Regions from separate parts of the Homo sapiens genome. Here region 2 is linked to region 1. A link is a loop called in an ENCODE intact Hi-C map of the cell type or tissue named here. Cell type or tissue: Caco-2. All regions are shown on one strand. Each heading gives the region's core, and the rest is flanking DNA. Links, peaks and the distances in the headings are about the cores only.

Region 1 (2,937 bases), core at 205-2,704:
AGAGTTCAAGACCAGCCTGGGCAATGTGGTGAGAGACCCCCATCTCTACAGAAATTAAAAAAAAAAACGTAAAAACTAGCTGGGAGTGGTGGTGTGTATCCATAGTCCCAGCTACTTGGGAGGCTATGGTGGGAGGATTGCTCAAAGGAGTTCAAGGCTGTGGTGAGCCATGATCACACCATTGCACTCCAGCCTGGGCTACAGAGTGAGACCCTGTCTCTGAAAAAATAAAAAAGTTTGAGGTATATTTCCCCCATCTTCTTGTTAAATATATTTACATGGCAGGGCACAGTAGCTCACACCTGTAATCCCAGCACTTTGGGAAGCCGAGGCAGGTGGATCACCTGAGGTTGGGAGTTTGAGACCAGCCTGACCAACATGGAGAAACCCCGTCTCCACTAAAAATACAAAATTAGCGGGGCATGGTGGCGCATCCCTGTAAATCCCAGCTACTTGGGAGGCTGAGGCAGGAGAATCACTTGAATCCAGGAGGTGGAGGTTGTGGTGAGCCGAGATGGAGCCATTACACTCCAGCCTGGGCAACAAGAGCAAAACTCCATCTCAAAAAAATATATATATATGTATGTATATTATATACATATAAATATATATATTTATATACATATATATATGTATATACATATAAATATAAATATATATATGTATATACATATAAATATAAATATATATGTATATACATATAAATATAAATATATATATGTATATAAATATTATATATATTTATATGTATATACATATATATTTATATGTATATACATATATATTTATATGTATATACATATATATATGTATATACATATATTTATATGTATATAAATATATATTTATATGTATATAAATATATATTTATATGTATATACATATATTTATATGTATATAAATATATATTTATATGTATATAAATATATATTTATATGTATATAAATATATATAACATATATTTATATATAAATATATATATATTTTTATATATGTATATAAATATATATATTTATATGTATATAAATATATATAAATATATATAACATATATTTATGTATATATAACATATATTTATATATAAATATATATATTTATATATATATAACTGCACACACATAGTTACATATACACACACACACACATCTTTTTTATGTAAATGAAATCATACTGGCTATATTGTCAGACATGCCTTTTATTCTTTACAATGTGTCAATATTTGCCCAATATGTGTATCTGTGAAGGGCTTGTTATGTGCAGGGAACTAGATGTGTGTTATCTCATTTAATCTTCCTAACTACCTTATGAATTAGGTTCTAAACTTATACCAATTTTTTCTGAGGAAATTGAAACTTGAGCTAATAACTTGCTGTCTCCAGTCCCCTGTTAACACTTACCTTGAGATGACTGTTGGGTTCTACTATTATGTGATTTTCTGTATTTCCTTACTTTTCTTTCTTAGCTTTTTGTAATTCTCATTTTGTCTCTTTTTATCATATCTGTCTATTTTTTATTGTGGTAAAAAAACCCACATAAAATGTACAACCTCTTAAGGAGAAATGAAAATCAACTCTTATTAAACCAAATTCTTACCACAGATTCTATTTCAGTTTGGGTCAAGTTTTGTACCTGACATAACTACCTATTTTTAACACCGAGGAGGAATGCAACTTGCTGTTCCTACATAGGCTGTTGCTGCACAAGGGCAGCCCTTTCCACTAGGCCTTTGTAGTAATCTTGCCAGCAGCTGGCGCCCTAGCACTTCTTTAAAAAATTGATCTCAGGCCCTAGGCCTGACTTCGCGACTACGCCCTGCCTGCCCCTGGAAAGGCAGATTTTAAGTAGCAGAATGAAAGAAAAAGCCAATCCGCTGATTCGAAGGAAAACAACCCTCTATGCAGATAGCTTCAATTCATTTCTTCAGTATTCAGTTGGGTTTTAAAAGTTTTATTTTAAACTGACAAATAATAATTGTATCTACTTATGGGGTACAATGTGATGTTTCAATACATGTAAACATTGTGGGATGATGAAGTCAGGGTAATTAGTATATCCATCGCCTCAAATATTTATTTATTTATGATTATTATCATTTTTTGAGATGGAGTCTTGCTCTTTCGCCCAGGCTGGAGTGCAGTGGTGTGATCTCTGTTCACTGCAACCTCCGCCTCCTGGATTCAAGTGATTCTCATGGCCTCAGTCTCCCGAGTAGCTGGGATTACAGGTGTGTGCCACCACGCCCAGCTAATTTTTGTATTTTTAGTAGAGACGAGGTTTCACCATGCTGGCCAGGCTGCTCTCGAACTCCTGACCTCAGGTGATCTAATTGCCTCAGCCTTCCAAAGGGCTAGGATTACAGGTGTGAGCCACCACGCCCGGCCTCAAATATTTATTATTTATTTGTGGTGAGAACATTTAAAACCCTGTGTTTTCGCCATTTTGGAGTATACAATACATTCCTATTAACTACAGTCATTGTGTTGTACAATAGAACACCAGAGCTTATGCCTGCTGTCTAACGGAAACTTTGGACCCTTTGACAAACTTCTCCCCTCACCTCTCCCCCACATCTTGCCCGCCCCAGCCTCTGGTAACCAACATTTGACTCTACTTACATGCTTCAACTTTTTTAGATTCCACACCTAAGTGAGATCATACAATATTTGCCTGTCTCTGTCTGCCTTATTCCAATTAACACAATGTCCTCTAGATTCATCCATGTTATCATAAAGGACAGAATTTCCTGTTTTTTAAAGGCTGAGTAGACCGAGGCTGGTGGCTCATGCCTGTAATCCCAGCACTTTGGGAGGCCAAGGTGGGTGGATCACCTAAGGTCAGGAGTTTGAGACTAGCCAGGCCAACATGGCGAAATCCCATCTCTACTAAAAATACAAGAATTAGCTGGGTACAGTGGTGGGTGCCAGTAATCTCAGCTAC
Region 2 (2,937 bases), core at 213-2,712, 210 kb after region 1:
GTAGTCTACCCAGTATCTGTTCTCCCCTTCTTCATTAGTAACAGAACCCCAGTTTTATTTAGGGCAATAGCGTGTACCAAATATCTGAGCCCTCCTTGTAACAAATGATGGCTAATGAGTTGGAAGCAGAAAGCTTAGTGGCGAGGAGATACTTTGGGGAAAGCCTCAGCAGCTGTCAGGCACTGTTTCCGTTCTTTTCCTCTTCCTTTCCTCTTGTTGCATGGATGGTGAATTTTTTTAGCAACCATCTTGGTCCAGGAGATGACTTAAAGATAGAAGCTTTGTACTGGGAATAATGGAGGAGAAAGATGAGAAGAAGCAGAGTCCCTGAGAGATCAAGGAGCTGCCTACCTATTTTATGTGAGCAAAAGGTAAACATCTTTTTTATTATTATTTAAGTTTTCTATTACATCTGCATCTAAGCATAACTAATATGGTCCCCAACCCCCGATCCAATCAGATGATAAGCATCAAGCCAAATGAAGGAATCAATGTAATTATGGCATAGTTGCTGGGATACCCTCTTGTTGCCTTCCAACTGGATTGCAAGCCCTTAAGGGAAGGGATTAAGGCTATTTACAGAGGTGTCACCAACCTTTATCATAGCACTTGGCACAATGTATATATTTAATAAATGTTTAATGTTAGTGCTGATGGCAATAGAGGAATCTCGTCTCTTGCACTTATTCAATGATCATAGTTGCATCTTGATGAGCATCGTAAGATTTCATAAGTGCTCAGCTCTTTAGTTTTCTTACAGTAAAATTGGAATGATACTTCACCTATCTTGAAAAGATTAGAGATAATATATGTGTAACCTGAATGTAAGTACCAGGTTTCTCATTCATTGGGTTTAGGTAGAAGCAGTTAATAACAACCTAGAGTTTCTATATGGAGCTTGCTGGACCTCTGGCCTTACTTGCAAAATTCCTCCCATTCCCATATGGTTTCCTGGGTGTCCTTCATGAGATGCCTTACAAGTATCCACAGGCCAGTCTGTCGGCTGGCACCACCCTGACAAAAACCACATTATCTCCTTCCAGGGAGGTTTCCCCTGAGTCCGTGAGCTGAGCCTGAGATAGACATACTGCCTCCTTCTACATCTTGCTCCAGGGACCACTGTTTACTCCGTATGCATTCGTAGAATGCTGAGATGCTGCCCAAGACCGAGTGTGGCCTCAGTAAATTTTAGCTGTATGTTTTCTTTCCTGGGTGACAGGATGCAGAAACATTGGTGAGGCCTTCTCTGGACATAGAAGTTTCAGCCTAAGTTATTCACCCCCAGCCATTTCCTTTTCTCTTCCACCTTGAAAGTACTGGAAGCAAAGATAATTTCTGCAGGGATGAAGGAGTTCTACTCAGGGACCTGGAAGATGAGTATGAAATATCTTACTAAGAATCTCCATGCAACAAATTTGCAGATTTAAAAAAGAAGAAAACATGGTGGATTAGAGACTGACAGAACCAGTCTCACCTAAAGTAGTTATCCGTTGATGAATGAACCCCTCGCCTTTAAGTCCACCTTTCGAAACAGTTCCTGTTTCCCCCTTAGAAGTGAGTGACAGTGACACTTGAGTCAGGAGGCTGGATGTGATGGTCTGTGGCCTCAGGCGGGATTCCCATCAGGAAGCCTGATGTTGAGACCTCTCAGTGTAAATGTTCCCTGTCTTCTCTGCCTTTTCTTTCTCTGCCAGCAGGAGCCTGAAGCTCAGGGCTCAGCCAGGTGGCAGCATAAAGCAATAAACCCACAGAGAGTGGTGCTGTCCTGTGGCTGCTCCGTTCCCTCCACACACACTCCTCTTTGCCCATTTTTATCAGAGCAGGCCCAGGCCACATCCCCTCCTCTAGTCTTGACCTTTCGGAAAGCCTTGGCTCCAAATCACCAAAGAAAGCAAAGATAAGCCACTGGAAGGGAAGGAGCTGAGGACTTGTTGAAGGCAGAAATTCTGTGGTACATCATACAGAGCAGAGTAGAGAGGACTGGTTTAAAAGGTCCTGGGGATTTATCTGACCATCGCCTTCACCTCCACCCCCACCTTTAAGGAACACAGCCAAGCTCCCATTTTATTCAGCAAAGTACTTGGATTTGCAATTTCTCAGAGCCACAGTGACCAGTGCTGGCTGTACCCTCACTACATTTTCAGAAGAAAGGAAGGGAGGGGTTTGCAGAGAAGGCTGCTGACAAAATGCCTTGATTCTTACAGCAGCTGCTCCAGGATTTTCTTGGCCATGCCTACAACCCTGGCAGGGAGCTGAGTATTTCTACTCCTAGTTGGCACAGACAGGCTGATGCATTACCAATGGATTCTGGGGCCATGTTGTCTTGCAGTTATGTGCAATTCCAAAGGATAATATCTTCACCACTTGACTAGTGTTCCTCATTCTCAAAAACCCTGGTAATTCCAACAAAGAACATTGAGTCTGTCACCGTTACTTGAGTAATTGTAACTGCACAGATCTCTGTGTCATTTTGGAGTACTAAACTAATATCTCTAGTACAGCAGGCCTTGTAAGAAGGAAAGAAAATAGAACAGGTGAGATCCACTGATGATTGTTTGTCAGCAGATCCGCTCTGAGGAGGCTCCACGCCTCAGGGAGAAGTCCCGCTTCTAGCTCACAATGTAGAGTTAATGAATAAACTGAATTCCTATGAACAGCCACTTTTCTTTACTTCTCCAGCTATTAAGTGAGGACTAACATCATGGGACAGTTCACATCGGCTGCAGCCTGAGGGCTAAGCTTAGCTGGCTCAATCCTGGGACAGCAAGAAGATAGCATTTCTACCTTGCCTAGTTTGTACAGCAGACACAAACACTTTCTTAAGCTTTCATTACTCATTAAGGATCAAAGCATCGGGAACAGCCTCTGAGATCTCTCCAATTTATTGTCCTTGGGGACCTCTTGAACAAGTCTCCTGACTGTGCTAGGAATTCCCTT

The links. Peaks named below come from ENCODE experiments on the same cell type or tissue, not always from the same donor. Only the 100,000 strongest peaks of a DNase experiment are listed, where the experiment ranks them.
Region 2: a loop joins it to region 1, with 4 times the contacts of the local background. A loop is called at or near these places in 7 of 110 quality-filtered maps.

What each region holds. Positions count from the first base shown.
Region 1 is chr13:27,996,909-27,999,845 of GRCh38, reverse strand. No RefSeq gene overlaps it. Among named protein-coding and RNA genes, the nearest start is that of URAD, 9.7 kb to the right of the region's middle. In Caco-2, for the core only: a CTCF peak has its summit at 1,730 (motif pointing right); a DNase peak (open chromatin) is centred at 1,735.
Region 2 is chr13:27,782,089-27,785,025 of GRCh38, reverse strand. No RefSeq gene overlaps it. Among named protein-coding and RNA genes, the nearest start is that of GSX1, 8.9 kb to the left of the region's middle. In Caco-2, for the core only: a CTCF peak has its summit at 1,669; no DNase peak of the experiment used is centred there.